Regions from separate parts of the Homo sapiens genome. Here region 1 is linked to region 2. The links are chromatin loops, found by intact Hi-C in ENCODE. Cell type or tissue: Panc1. All regions are shown on one strand. Each heading gives the region's core, and the rest is flanking DNA. Links, peaks and the distances in the headings are about the cores only.

The links. A loop is a pair of places that touch in the nucleus more often than their neighbours do. Peaks named below come from ENCODE experiments on the same cell type or tissue, not always from the same donor. Only the 100,000 strongest peaks of a DNase experiment are listed, where the experiment ranks them.
Region 1: a loop joins it to region 2, with 3 times the contacts of the local background. A loop is called at or near these places in 11 of 110 quality-filtered maps.

The regions. Positions count from the first base shown.
Region 1 is chr18:33,206,745-33,214,550 of GRCh38, reverse strand. It overlaps CCDC178 (coiled-coil domain containing 178), which reads left to right. Exons shown (of 23, transcript NM_001105528.4): 20 at 2,496-2,655. Among named protein-coding and RNA genes, the nearest start is that of CCDC178, 230 kb to the left of the region's middle. In Panc1, for the core only: CTCF peaks have their summits at 3,606 and 3,806 (motif pointing left); a DNase peak (open chromatin) is centred at 3,820.
Region 2 is chr18:32,710,647-32,718,452 of GRCh38, reverse strand. All of the region lies in intron 3 of KLHL14 (kelch like family member 14), which reads left to right. All of the region lies in intron 2 of LOC112268208 (a long non-coding RNA gene), which reads right to left. Among named protein-coding and RNA genes, the nearest start is that of KLHL14, 58 kb to the left of the region's middle. In Panc1, for the core only: CTCF peaks have their summits at 3,504 and 3,720 (motif pointing left); a DNase peak (open chromatin) is centred at 3,722; H3K27ac peaks cover 283 bases.

The DNA of each region.
Region 1 (7,806 bases), core at 859-5,858, 500 kb before region 2:
TACATTAAAATTATAAAGATCTAATTCAGGAGCTGATGAAAATTTTTTCTTCAGGCTTCCTCCCGTTTCAATCCTAACTTCTTCTGAAGCTGGATTATATGGCCTTTCAGACAAGAGTGGTTTCCATGTCCCAGTGAATCAGTTCTCTCTCTAAACTTGACAAAGCCCTGCCTTCCAACAAGAAAAGGAGAAAAAGAATTAGCCAATACTGTGGAATTACTTATACAACTATTAATTAGCAGTGATGGTATATAATGTCAAATAATATTTAAAGCTACCGTTGAATGACTTGCTATTGTGCCAGGTACGTCCTGGACAATGTGTGTACCTTGTCTCATCCAATTCTTATAGCAAGTGGTTAAATTGTATCATTTCCAATGAATGCTGAGAAACAGAGGCTCAGGGAATCTAAGATCACACTCTTAAGTAGTGGTAGAGGTAGCTTCAGCTTAGCTCCAACCTGTTCCAAGTGTGTGCCCTTTCAACTGACCCCCTAAAGTGGGATTGCAAAGGAAGATCAGCTGTTTTATGAATAATCTACTGATATTTTCAATAAGTTCCCACAACAAGCTACTTATTATTTATTGAGAACTCATAGTGGGCATACTGCCAGGCCCCAATAAGGACTAAGAAATGGCAAGTGGGAAAGTGTATCTTCAAGTGTCTGAAGATCTTTGCAGAGAGACAAACCTTATATAAACAAGACAATTAAAATATGGTGTTAAAAATAATGGCAATCAAAGCCATCCTTGACCCTCATTTAATTTTTATAATTGCTTCTTAACTAGAAAGTGGAAAATTAAAATCCAGACCCATAGGACTTCAAAGTCCACTTGTTTTATCACTGTGAGAAAGGAAACATTATTTTATTGCATAGATATACACGTACATAGTGTATATAAATGTCTGTGTAGATATTAATACAATGCTATAATTAATATAATTCAATATCAAAACAGTGTAGAGAACAAAGTACATGTGGTCAAAATATATCAATGTTTTTTTGGGATCAACTATGAACATTTTATCGTTTTGGTCACACTAGCTCCTTCCTGTGTGAATTTCATTGGTTCTCTCTGCTCCAAGATGTCAATATCATTGGCTACTGATCAGACATCACTTAATAATTTGGAATGTTTTTGGTATGAATGATGTAGAGGAAAAACCAGGGCAAGATAGATGAAAGAGGAGAAGAACCTTATTTCCTGTAGAAGAAGAGGCTCACATCCACTAACTGTAAACAAAGTGATATGTTTTCAAATTTGCTGATAACAGCTATAACGAAGAGCAGAAAAAAATGAGTACTTAATGTTGAACTGCTGAATCAGAAAAAGGCAGGACTAGATTTGAATTCTGGTTCTGTCATTTACCAACTAGTTGAGCTTACACAAGCTAATTAATTATCCAAGTTTAGGTTCCTCAACTCTAGGTGGCTATCTCATTATTATTTCATAGAGTGGTTTTTGTTGTATTAAATGGGATATTATTTAAAAGCAGAGATATTAGTTTAGTCCTTCCCAAAATATTAGTCTTGCTGCCTTTATAGCTAACTGTGCAAGTGATTTAATTTTCTGTATCGGTAGACTTGTTAACTAATGTGGATAGAATAAGACTGTGTTGAGCTTTTTCAGATACCTTAATCTGGACACTGAGTTGCTGCTCAACTTTGGCAAGCAAGTTATTGTTACCAGTATTGTTTTAACCATGTTTTGATATTTTTCTACTAGTATTGTTCCTTACATAACTACTGAGTTCACCATAAAAGTTATTTTACCTTTGCATTATGATGTGTTTAATTGCAAATGATAAAATACAGACATGCACACACATGCATACATACACCTATTCACATACCAGCTTAAACAATAAAAAAATCTATCATCTTATGTAACAGGAAGCATAAAGCAATAAAAAATGCATCATCTTACATAACACCAGCTTAAACAATAAAAAAGGCATCATCTTACATAATTGGCAGAGCAAGCTGCAGGGTTGGTTGATTCAACAGCTCAATACCAGGCACTCATTTTTTTCTCTCTCCACTATGGCTGTTGGCAGCAACCTTGAAAGCATGATGTGTAAGTCACATTTAGTGGGTATGAGCTCTTCTACATGGAATTAAGAGCTTCTCACTCATTTCCTCGAGCTATCTTAATATAGCTTCTCGCCCCTGGACAATGGGTCATATGCTGGTTGGACTAATCAGAATATATCTCTTGGAGGAGGGGTTTTCTTGAAATGCCTAGAGAACAAAAGCATGCTGGATAGGCAACCAAGAGAATACACTGTTCTTCCATAGATTTTCTTCCACCTGGATGATTTAGATGTAGCCCTATGGAAGTAGACCTTGAGAAAAACCAGGGAATTTTTCCAAGGCCTGTCAGTTCAAGGGTCTTCAAGATTTTTCATTTTGGTCCTTTTAAAATGTCTCATAAATGCATTTTGAAAAATAAAATGTGAATTGATTAGTGGCACATGGAATTCTTTCTTCACAGGAACAAATTTATAACTATGAGATTTAAAAGGGAACATGCACAAACTGTGTTTGATCATTATATGCAAGAGAAAAAAGACTGTGAAGAGAGAATCTTTGAGGAAGATCAGAGATTTAGAGTGCTCCTTGCTGTAAGACAAAAAACTCTTCAAGATACCCAAGTGAGTATTATTTTTGCATGTTTCAAAATGAAAGGAATATAGTGATAGTCAAATTAGCAGCTAGTTTGAGACAATTTTTATCCTGAAGTAGCAAGGGTGTTAAGATTTTAAAAATAAATTTGTTAACATAATAAACCTGGAAGTTTTCATTGTTTCTTCTAAGTAATTATGATATATTCATAGAGCATATTGTACTTTTCAATGCATTTTATGTGTACTCTCATTTATTATCGTACTTTATTTTGAAGTCTATTAATATAAAAATGTAGGCTATATTTATTCCAGAGTCCTTTTATGCTTTTAATGAAGGATGTGAGAATGAGAATGGTTATCATTTGTTTCTGAATAAATATACTTTGAATGTTTACCAACCACTTTTTTGAGGAATGAAAATATGTCACGCTCTTCTCCTGTAGAAAAATTTTGCATAATATTCTAATGGACCTATAAATTTACTTGTTTGAAACAGGGAAATTGTATTAAAAGTTCTTTTAGGCCTGAACTTTTATTAATCAAATTATATTAAGCTATACCTATAAAATGTTTGCATTCAGTTAAATGATTCCTATCCCATTTTAAATTTTGCAATAGTTTTTGTTACATTTAATTGTAATGAATTAGTACCATATTTAAATTACATTTAAAAATATTACTCATTTTTGGAAGATACAAAGGGACATCTTTTCTAAGAAGCAAAAATATTTTCCGTAGTATTTTAAAACTCTTTTCTGTGAAAGTTTTCAAAGTATATGTAGTATCATAATATATGAGCTATTTTTGATCTTCATATTTATATATTCAAATATGATATTTATATATTCAATTATTATATCAATATTTCCATTACTTTCCCTACTTTTTACATATCTAAAGACGTGTGAGAACTTTTTTTTAAAGACTATTTGGAACAAATGTACATTGCATGAACAAGTATGTGGGTGAAAGAACATATCTTCTTAGTTCTATTGGTTTGTCTATAAGAAAATTATTAAGAAGAGAATAATACTTTGTTAATAACAATGCTAAGTAACATTCTTCTATTTTAAATGTGGCCATTACATTTTAGAAAAGGGTTTTCTTGACCTAAAAATATGAAAATAATTGGTGCCATCTAGTGGCAATACGTGATGCCTCTTCTTAGAGCAGTTGCTGAAACCGATGGCTGAGTTTCAGATGTGTGAGCTACGAATGGATTGGAGGAAGCTTAGACTCCAATGCACCTCTCAAAGCAAGAAGGCTTAAGTTATTTACCGATTTAAGCATTCTTCCCCACCTCACATTTTATTAGAGCAGTAGAATTAGTTATTTGAATTCAACCACATTTTCTAGTCACAGTGGTGCTGAGAACACAGTGGGGTCTCAATAATCATTTATCGACTGGCATTCCAGCACTATAATGGAACAATAATAATTAGTGAAATGGCAAAAGATGGTCAGCAGGAGAGAGATGAATAAAACATCCTCTATAACCAGCCTCTAAATTATTGAGATTTGCATTTCTTTTCATCAAAAAGCCTGTCCCTGCCTTTCTACTCCCAACTGTACCCACCCCCAGCCACTTGGAAGCATTATATGGTCTCATGATTTTTTCTGGGCACTGATCTCTATCTGAACTTGTTTTGGTAATTCATTTATACCTGTCTTTTGTCTGCCTATCTCCTGCCAGAATAATTTCTTCTCTAAGGGGAGGGAATTTTCTTTTATATCCTTTTCTGTATCCTAAAATCTCAGTACTATGTCTGGCCAGAAGTACGCAATAAATATGTGTTGAATGAATAAATAGATAGATAATAGATGCTTTTTGGATAATTTTGCTGTCCACATGCTGCTAGTAGCAAGAAGCAGGAGCATTTCAGAAATACTGTTCAAACTCCACCAGCCTGATACTCCTGATACTTTACCAAACTCATCCTGGGTGCAGAAGCTGAATCAATCTCTCTCTGTCTGTGTGTGTCTCTCTTTCTCTCTCTCTCTCTGTCTGTCTCATTCTCTTTCTTTTCCTGATACTTCCTACTCTAGTGAAAATGGTTAAATCATCTATTGCTTTCTAGCACTTAAGGATTCTGTTAACTATGTCAACAGTGCTTGTCAGATAACCTTAAATTTATATGAAGTTGTCTCTTACCAGTTTCTTGGATAGCTCTTGTTGTGCATTCACCTTATGTGACCAGAATCATAGAGTCTGAAGATGCAGAGTTTAGAGATTGATGTGCCTTATCATTAATGATGCTATTTATTTATGATTATGATCAGTTATTGAGTGTTAAATGGTGAAAAGACGATGTGATTTCTCGTAGAAACCTGATCTCATCCCTGTTTAGGAAGTGGTAAAGGTGTAAATGTGTATGTAATGTAAAGGATCCCTGCAAAGAAAAGAGTCTCATTAAAGGCATCATTATAAATGTAATGTTACTAATCTGAGGTGTTCCTTTTGGGCAAAAGAATTGATCACAATTATGGATCATCTGTAGGGATGGTTTAATAAAATACTTCATAAAAGTCACAAGAGTTAATGGAGAATATGAGAAAACACACAATAGAATTAGAAATACCAACAGCTAATAAAGGTAAGAAAATATACACAAACTTCAGATAACATACAGACAGCATGGTTCTGGAGTTAAATTTGATCTCTCTTCAGTAGGCAATTCCATATCATATATCCATAAATGGTAGATTTTTTAATAATGTCATGGCATTTTTACTAACTGTCTATAATTTGCAAATGCCATTGCTTAAGATCAAATTTTCAGTGTACCATATTCATCAGAGGACTGTAGCTCTAGCTAGTGATGTTTGTCCTTGCTTTTGGAAAGATCTATACAAAATTGTAGGTTATATATGATATAATTTGTTATGAGTTGTCCTTAGAAGACCTGCTGTATCGCCTATGTCATTTCCTTTCTCTGTGTGTTCTTTCCATAGATTTGCTGTCCCCTCTGTAATTTAGCTTATGAGAGAAATACAATGAACTACACTGGAAGAACAATTTCCAGATTGAGTTCTAGTAGAGACAATCTCCCATTCCTTGTAGAGTTAATTGCTTTTTATTCTGCTCCATATTTTCTACTCTCAGGAAATACCTCTTCCTCTGGCTATAGCAGTCCCAAATTTGGATATAAAATTATTTTTGACACTTTCATGTGGAAAAGTTTTAGCTTAATACACTGTTTCATTTGACCACCAGGTACTGGAATAGTAAACATTTCAAACAAATTTATTCTCTGAGATATTCTAAAGATTATCACAATTTGTATATTATTCTCCTATTGGTCACTCTTCATTTCTACATTCTCACAACTATTTCATGAGTATTACTGTATTCAAGGCACTCAATGTTGAATGACCGAAACCCTATACTCCATTTTCAAGACACATCAGCAGGAAGATGGAAGATTTGAAAAACAGACTTGAATATAGCGGTCACACTCAAATTATAAATATCATGACCACATCCAAATTACAAACAGTAAATTGTGGCCTTATCCACTGTTCTAAAAAAATTAGAGATTACTTTGAGTAAAAAAAATGACATATTCTGTGGTCTAAATTGTGGGAAATGAATATGTGATAAATCTGGAAACATTTAGGGGAGCTGACCAATGGATTTCCTGGGCAAGAGTTATTTGCCTTAATGACAACCTTCCTGTCGCAAAGACTATTTTACTGTAACATGAATTTTTTTTAAGTTAGGAACATGTTTTACATAATTAATATTTCTTTTAAAAGTACTTTTGATAGGATTGAGCATCAATTAATCACACACAATTATATAAATTAGGCTTATCGTATTGCTTTTTAAAAGTAACTTGTTAAAATCTATCTCTGTTTGAGGAATGAACATTTTAATTTGAAGATGGTGGCAAGAGTGCTAATTTTGTATCAGAGATTACCTCATGTTTTTGCGCAGATCCGGTGCTTCAATGATCACAAGTACTTAACAGGAGAGGGTAGCACTAGAATATAGAGGAAGGATGGGGCGTGGATATGGGTGATTCCTAAATATAAATTTAATAGATTTTGAGTGTTTCCTTAGAGCATTATCCATTAAACAAGGAAGAAGCTTCTCTTATTTGTAAATCTCTCTCTAGCATCATGTCACTCCTTGTGAATATGTGGCAGAATTACTGCTAATACTATATTAAAGTAATATCTATCTGAAATTTGAATAGATTTTTTATTTTCTGCATTGACAATCAACTACCATTTTTAGCTTTTATTTTTTTAACTACCTAGAAGCATCTATTGCAATTATTTGGCTATAGTTCAATTTTTCTAAAAATTAGTATTTTTCTTATATAGTTGTGCTAATACCCAATGAACATACTTTAGATATTATGATTTTCTCAGGGAACATTCATTTTCCATTCCCACTGGAAAATGAATGTTCCCTGAGAAAATCATATTATCACTTTTGCAATGCCTTACCCCACTGTGGAGTAACAGCAAAAATATGTAGATTTTTCTCTTGATCAACTAAAATAATTATGTTTTCAAATATCAAATTGCATTTTTAAATATACGTTAATTGGCTATGGTTTATTAAATTTTTAGTACATTACTAGATTTAATTTACAAACATTTAATTTAGAATATCTATTGGTCTATAATTCTATTTTGTACTTTTTTAAAGATATTGGAACAGAGATTTACTACAGTTTTTAAAATGAAATAGGAAGGTTTATTTAGTTCTTTTTCTATGTTAAATTGCATGGGGCATTTCAGTTCCTTAAAGGTTTGATACATTCTCTCACGATACTATCAAGATATGTGAAGGGTCTGAGATTTTACCCTGGCAAGTTAACTGGTTAGCCTGCCATAGTTTCACAGATGCTAGCAGAAGACATGAAACTCCAGCCTGAGAGACAAAGGACTTTATTACTACACAACAGGCAGCATGAACTGTTTCCTTTGGCTTCAAGACTCAAAGGGTGATATGAAAGTGGTCCATGTGGATGCTACATATATCAGAGGTTTTTATCACAGCTGACAAATCCTTAATGTAGGAATCTCCCAATTTTATCAGGGGGCTTCTAGCAAACTTACCCAACTTTTACCTTGGAGGAAGACATTACCTTTGCTATACAAACATCATTGAAAAGAGAGTTCTAGATAGAAGCTGTTACAAGAAGTGTATGGTGAATTCATGGT
Region 2 (7,806 bases), core at 1,057-6,056:
TATCTCTGCCTACCTCACAGAAGGTGCATGGGAAATTTCACTGTAAACTGGAAAACAACATACAAATGTGATGGATTCTTATTGTGCCAGGAGAAAGAGAATAATGTAAACAGGGCAGAATATGACATTGCATTTTAAATTCAGGAAATTGCTCAGAGTTGGCGAACTCCTGAAAGGTAGGTTGAGATCAGGTGTAAAAGATTATGTGAAAAGCATTTGGATACTATTCTATAGTCAGTGGGGACTCACCAAAAATCTTTGAGCAGAGAAATAACATAATTAAATCTGTGTTTAAAAAGCTAATTTAAGATGAATTGGAAAAGGAGAGATTGGAGGCAGGGTAATCATTTATTGCATAACCCAGAATAGGGATAATAAGGGTCTGATTTACGGCAATAGGTATGAAAACGATGAGACACTAGCAAATACAAAACTCATTTTATAAATAAAGTTAGACATCACTTGGTAACTACTGGGCTGTAGAAGTAAGAGACAGCCTGGCTTGGTTGGCCAAATTGATCTGATGTCTTTGGTCAAAAGATGAAACCAAGAAAATGAACGTTTAGAGGAGGATGGAATGTGGTTAGTCTTCAGTATGTCAAGTCAAAATATCTATATTCATCATACTCAAGACTTGTGCCTGGCACATGATAGGTGTTCAATAAATATTTAGTGAGTGTATTGATGAAGGAAGGAAGAATTAAAGACTGGGAGAGATTCAAGGGAAGTTCTACAGAAAGAACTAGAAAATGTTGATCTATATGACAGACGAGAAAAGAGTAGAAATACCAATTCAGAAGTCAGCATTTAAGCAAATAGCATCATTGAGATCTGGAAGGGGGAAGAGATAGAGAGGAAAGAGGACAAAATACCCAACTCCAAGAAAATAGGATTACGTATGCCCAATCCTTGGCATAGAATAGGGTTCAATAATAATCATTCATTGACTACATGAATGAAGAAATGCATGAGTACCAACTTTTCAGGGGTAGATGAAGAAAGAGCAGCTGGGAGTCTCATAGTAGCCCTTGGTGTTTTCTGAGGCATTTCGTACGAATCATAGACTAATTCTACAGTTCAACATCTGGCTCCCATGAGGATATGTGAATGACATAGTCTAAATTTCAAGCAACCATGAGGAATTTCTTCCCCTTGTCTTTCTCACTTCAACATGCTTTATTTTTGGTTTGACTCATTTACTTAAATCTATCATCAAATTGCACTTGCAACAGATTATTATTTCCATAAGATTTCACATACCACATCAATGACAGGAATTTATAACGTTTTCTCACGTAACTAAAAGTGGGCCAAATAGAATAAAAATATTCATTCCATTCACCTCATTTATTATGGTACAACCAGGTTGACCAGAGGTTTTGGAGCTATTAGTTCAACATCTTGCCCATTATTTGGTAAAGCCCTCCAATTTGGAGAGAGAGGATATTTCAATCTCATTCCGAGTTGGCCTTTCTCTTATAGGCCCAGTCTAGACATCTGTCTAGCAGATGAGGATATTGGGACAAATAAGAATATGTAAATAATAGAAAATTAAAATTAAACTAAAGCTTTTAGGAGTCATAATGTAAAAGGCTTATATCTACAAAAGTCATATTTGAAAAAATAAAAATATAAACTAGGTATAAAACAATGAAAAGGAAAATAATCAATTTTTAAATATCAACTATATGAAATGAAGGTACAAAATTGATTGCCAAAAGTGAAGCAAGCTAGGGCTGGGTGCAGAGGCCCATGCCTGTAATCACAACACTTTGGGAGGCCGAGGTGGGTGGATCACCTGAGGTCAGGAGTTTGAGACCAGCCTGGCCAACATGGCAAAACCCCATCTCTACTCAAACATACAAAAAAAATTAGCTGGGCGTGGTGGCGTGTGCCTACAATCCCAGCTACTCAGGAGGCTGAGGCAGGAGAATCACTTGAACCTGGGTGGCAGAGGTTGCAGTGAGCCGAGATCGTGCCATTGCACTCCAGCCTGGGCGACAAGAGCGAAATTCCACCTCAAAAAAAAAAAGTCAAGCAAGCTAAAATCTTCACAATTTATAATAATTTTAACTTTCATCATTCTGTTCTCTCACCAAAAAAGCCACTGTTTTTTTTACAGCTGATACATGATTGATAATTTGTATTTACCACTGCCCTTTGGCTTTGCCCGCTCTCTGAAGAATTAAATAACAAAAAGACAGGTTGAAAGGAGGTAACTGAAGAAATAATAATATTAGAATAATATATAAACCAGAGCACTGGTCATTGAATAATCACAAGTTGACTATATTTTAAAAATATAGTCATCATTTATCATTATAATCCAAGAAATCTTGTTTCTCAGTTAATAAAAATTTTTCCCATAAAATGACTTCTAAATGTCAGATGAATGTAATTCAAAGAATGAGAACATAAAATTAGTGTCTGTTTTCAGAAGCACCATTAAGGCTTTTTAGTAATTTCACTGACTTTTTAGATTTTCCAATTGAAGATCCACCTATAGACCTTTCTTTCAACTCATTACTGTGTAGTAGAAATAAACTTTGGGCAGCTCTTCTCAGCTCAAGGGCCCTGATGGATTTGAAAACTATTTTCCCCACAAAGGATGATTATACAGATTTGCTACAATCATCTTTGACTATTAGGGATTAGAAAGTCAACTGCTACTTGAGGTGAGGAGCTATAATTCATAAAGGATCTAGGTTAAGATGACAAGAAAGATTAGAAGATAATGTTGAAACTACTTAATCAAAAAAGATCACCCGTATTTAAATATACGTGTATTCCTAAAAATCTGAGAGGGCACTTTAAGGTAAGGTAAAGACTTTTTATCTTTTCAACGTTGTCATTAAAATGTTTGCTCCTAACTTAAAACAATTTATTATATAAAAAAGTGAATTCAATAAAGTAAAGGATAGGTTGAAGCTACTAAAAAAAAAATCATCCGTCGGTAAATACCCATGCATTTATAAAAACCTGAGACACCTCTTTAAGGTAAGGAGGAAGACTTTCTCTTTTAACTTCTCTAAAATGTTTGTCTCTTAAAGCAATTTACCCACTTGGAAAAGTGAATTTAATGTGTTTGTCTCTTCTGTGAAATTATTCCCTGAAACTCAAAGAAAACCATATCATTTTTCCACACACATATACACCCTATATAGAAATGTAAGTTTATATTGAAACATGGATCAAAGTTGCTTATAGACTAAAGGGCAGAGCTAAATTCTAGCTCATTACATCTCTGCTATGTCAACACCATGGGACTTATCTGCAGATTTTTCAAGATATTGAAAAATCTGACCTATTTTTAAAAATCTATCTTTAACAATATTAGCATAGGGTATGCCTGCTAGGTGTCTGTACATATGAGTTTCTAAAGGAGAAACTACTTTATAGTGCCTTCAGGACTCATGTATGAAATTCAAAAATAGGTTGCTGTGAAAGGTTGAAATAGATTTTGGTCCAGCTCAAATATTTGGTATACTAAGGAAGAGTAGAGTCAAGAAAATAATATTGACATTCTCCAACTCAGTGTAATCTGCATCAAAAGAAAAAAAAAAAAGGACCACCAGAGTTTTAAAAGAGAGGCCCTTAATTTTGGCCTTACTGTTGTAAGTTTTCCTCTTTGTTTTTGTTGGCCTTGGAGTCCTGTACCTGAGCATAGTTCTTGATGTTTTTTCTGGAGGGTGAGCAAAGAACAGTGTACACCATCTAGTGGCTCAGTTCAAAATTGCTGCAGTTAACGAAAGGCGAGTTTGAACAGGAAGCAGCAACGGGTGTTTGCAACCATGGGAATTAACAGACTTCATTCTTCCTTCAACATTTCTCCAAGAGGCTGAGAAACGCTGAAGTAGTTGCCATGAATTCCAGAGAGAAGCTCTCACAGTACACAAAAAGATTCAATCTAGGAAGTTAATTTAAATAGCCCACAGTTAAAATCCTACTTTATTTCAACTATGTATCTATAATTACTCTGCTTTAATGAGAACTTTTTACTTGCCTTCTTAGTACCAGAATTAATATTACTACTGTAATACTTTGTTCTATCAGGAAGTGGGCAACTTGGATGAAAGAGGAAATGGGTTCCATTTGTGATCATATGCTAAATGAATTGCTTCTTTAAATAATCACCAAAGCTGTGGTCGCCAGCCTATAAACTCATAGAGAGCCATGGAGCTAACACACAAGGAGTTCCTGAATCCACAATCAGAGGCACATTCTCTATAAATTGAATGCATAATATCTTCTATATACACTGGGTTCACCACTGCAGTTCAAATGCAATTAGTAAATTGCATTTGTAAATTGCAATTTGTAATTTTAGTAAATTTAGTAAATTTGTAAATTTACTAAAATTTAGTAAAAAAGCATTACTAAATTATCAATAATTTACTTGTTACATAATTTTCATCAACAAATATTAGTATATCACTCTCATGCAGGAACATGCAAAAATATGTTTATTTATATGTAAATTTTATCAAAGGTAGATTTTTAAAAGAAATTTAATGGTGTTGATTTCTGCAGTCCCACTTCTAGGAATTTACTCTTAGAAAATAATTATTTGCATGTTCCAAGATATTCATTTCAGTGTTGTTTATAACAGCAAAAACAAAGAACCAAAATTAAGTGTTTTACAATTAGAAATCATTGAATAAATATTAGTTTAGCCATACCAAAAGAAATATCATACTACTATTAAAAACTATTAATGAACATCTACATTTATTAAAATGAAAATAGCTTACCATATATTTAGGTGAAAACAGCATATTACAAAAGCATATACACCATAATTCATGTTTACATATTAGTGAGTGAGCAAAGAAAAATGTCTAAAGGTTGTTATTTTCTTTATAATACAGATGGGGTCTCCCTATGTTGCCCAGGCTGGTCTCAAACTCCTGGGCTCAAGGGATTCTCCCACCTCAGCTTCCCAAAGTGCTGGGATTATGGGTGTGAGCCACCATGACCGCCTAAAAGATATTTTTTATCCCAAGAGAAATAAGTCATTTATTTTACAAAGCATAATAGAAAGAGAGGAGTCAGGATGAGCCCAAGGCTTTTGTCCTGAGCAAGTTGAAGGATAGAGTTGACAGTGGCTTAGGTGGGAAGGGGAATATTTGGAGAGAAAAGCCAGGGGTTCGTTTGGGGGCACTGGTAAGTTGAAGAGCCTATATGATACCCAAGTGGGGTTAGATTGAGGGTTTTAAAGTCATATTCTGGGGTTAACTTTATTAACTTTTTCTGTAAGGAGGAGGACAGTAGATATTTTAGGCTTTGCATCTCATTAGGTCTCTGCTCCAACTATTCAACTCTGCAGTTGTGGCACAAAAGCAGCATAAACTGTTGGGAGTGGCCATGTTCCAATAAAACTTTATTAACAAAAACAAAGTATTAAGTGTGGATGGAGGTGAGAAAGATTTAAAAGCAAGCTCTTGGAGCATGCTGGCTTACAGATTGAGGAGATGAAGAGCAACCAGCAAGGAGTATGAGCATGGAGCAGCCAATCAGGTAAAAGGAGGATCCAGAGAAAATGATCTCCTGGAAGGACACATTTGAAGGCGTGATCTACTAGGTCAAATGTTTCAGGTACATGATATGAGATGAGCATCGAGAAGTGACATTAGATTTAGCAACATGAAGGTTAATTTAACAACATTGTGTCCATGGAATTATGAAACTAAAAACCTAACTGGAACAGGTTGAAGTGAAAATGGGAACAGAAACCCTAGAAATCTTGAGCAAAGACAACTTTTTTGAGGACTGTTTATATAAAGGGAAAAAGAGACATGGGATAGGTAGAAAGAAGAGGATATTGATTCAAGAGATGTCTTTTTTAAAAGTGACCAATATAGCAGCATGTTTCCCTGCTGATAGGAGAGATCTCATAAAGAGGGGAAAATTAATGACGCAAGACATAATAAAATTGCTGGAAGAAATATCCTTGAGTATTTGAGAGGACCTAGTACACAAATAGAGAGCTTGACTTTAGAAATGAGCATGGAAGGTCCATCCAGGCTAACAAAAGGAAGGCACAGTACAGGTCTACTGATGCAGGTAATTTGGTAGGTATGAGGCAGGGAAGCTGTGGGAATTCTTTTCTAAATGTTTATATTTTCTTAGTGAAATAGAAAACAAGGTTATCAGCTAAAAGTAAATCAGGGAGCAGATGTTAGAGAGTTGAGGAGAAAGAACAAATGTGAAATAGTCATTTAGGACAAAGGTGGGCAAACTTTTTCTGTAAGGGCAAGATAGTAAATATTTTAGACTTTGCAGATCATTAGATCTCTGCTGCAACTATTCAACTCTGTGGTTGTGGCACAGAAGCAGCCAGAGACAATACATAAATTGTTGGAAGTGGCTGTGTTCCAATAAAACTTTATTAACAAAAACAAATGGTGGGCCAGTTTAGGCCCATTAGCCCCTCGATCTGAGAGAATAGGATAATTAATGGTCTAAGAAAACATAATAGGAATTTCAGGCAACAATAACATGAATGTAAAATGAGGCTTATTCACATAGCGATGTAAATTTATCTAGTCACATTCAGCTCTGTGGGTTTTCACATGGGGCTGAATATAGACAAGATTTGGTTCAGCTATACAACTACGAAGGATAAAGCAAGAGGCAAGAGAGTTGAGTGTGTATGCCAGGAAATTACTGCAAAGATGAGCTATGAAAACTAAGCTGAATCAGGAGGGAATAAAGATATGATGGTATGATGTATGAGGAACAGTGAAAAAGAGTCAGGCTTAATGGATTTAGGCCTTGCTACTAGCCCTTGATGCTCAGATACTCTTCCTGAGGGAAGAGGACAGTTCATTAACTACTTTATTAAAGAGTAAGAGATAAATTGTGATTCAAACTTGTTGAGTGACTGCATAGAGCAGCCAACGTTTTGCAGGTAAGAGTGATGTTACTCCCCATTTTGTCACCAGGAAAATGAGAATCCAAATCTATTGAGAAGTAGTGTTTGAATAGATTTGTACTGTAAACACAATACCATTGAATAGATTTGTATTGAATAGGTTGTATTGTAAACAGTCTTGTTTATAATAATATCTAGTTTCTCAGTTATTAAAATTACTCCTTTTCTTCCTCTTTTTATTACATAAAAATGTTCTTGCCTACTCCTTCTCCCCAAATGCTACATATACCCACTGTCACGTGCCAATTAATGGTCTTTTTCTTTTGCTGTCCCCCATTTTCTTTGCCTCTTAGCTTTTACATGTAGCTGTGCTTTACTTTTTATGGGCTGTGACTTGAAGAGGTTTATACTCTTCCTATTTTTTCCTTAAAGACCTTTCTTTTGTTGGATTTCCACACTTTGAGATGATGGCTTTTTTATTTTGGCAGATTCTGCACTGGTGATAAATGTTACCAAGATCTAAGGAGGGGCCCTATTTGCTGTTCACACAGTTCAGGCTTTACTCCCCTTCTTAAACTCTTCCAGGCCTTTCTACTGAGAGCAGTAGAGTTTGTGGAATTCAGGGACCTCCACCATCTTGGCTCTTGTTTTCTTCCACTTTACATCCCATTGCTCCTTACACCTCCACTACACGCCAGCCAACTGTTAGGCACCCAAAGGTGCCTAACAGTTCAACAGCCACCATGCCTTTGTGACACAGATGGCATTGATGGGACCTCCCTGAACCCCTCTCCATCTGTCCATTTCTCACCCTTCCTTCAGTGGCCCAACACAAATCCACCTGTAGTTATTTTCCAAGACAACTGAAAAAAGCAATTACTCTTCTCATGCCTCATCTTTTTCTGTACTTTGGACCTCTATTACATCATTAA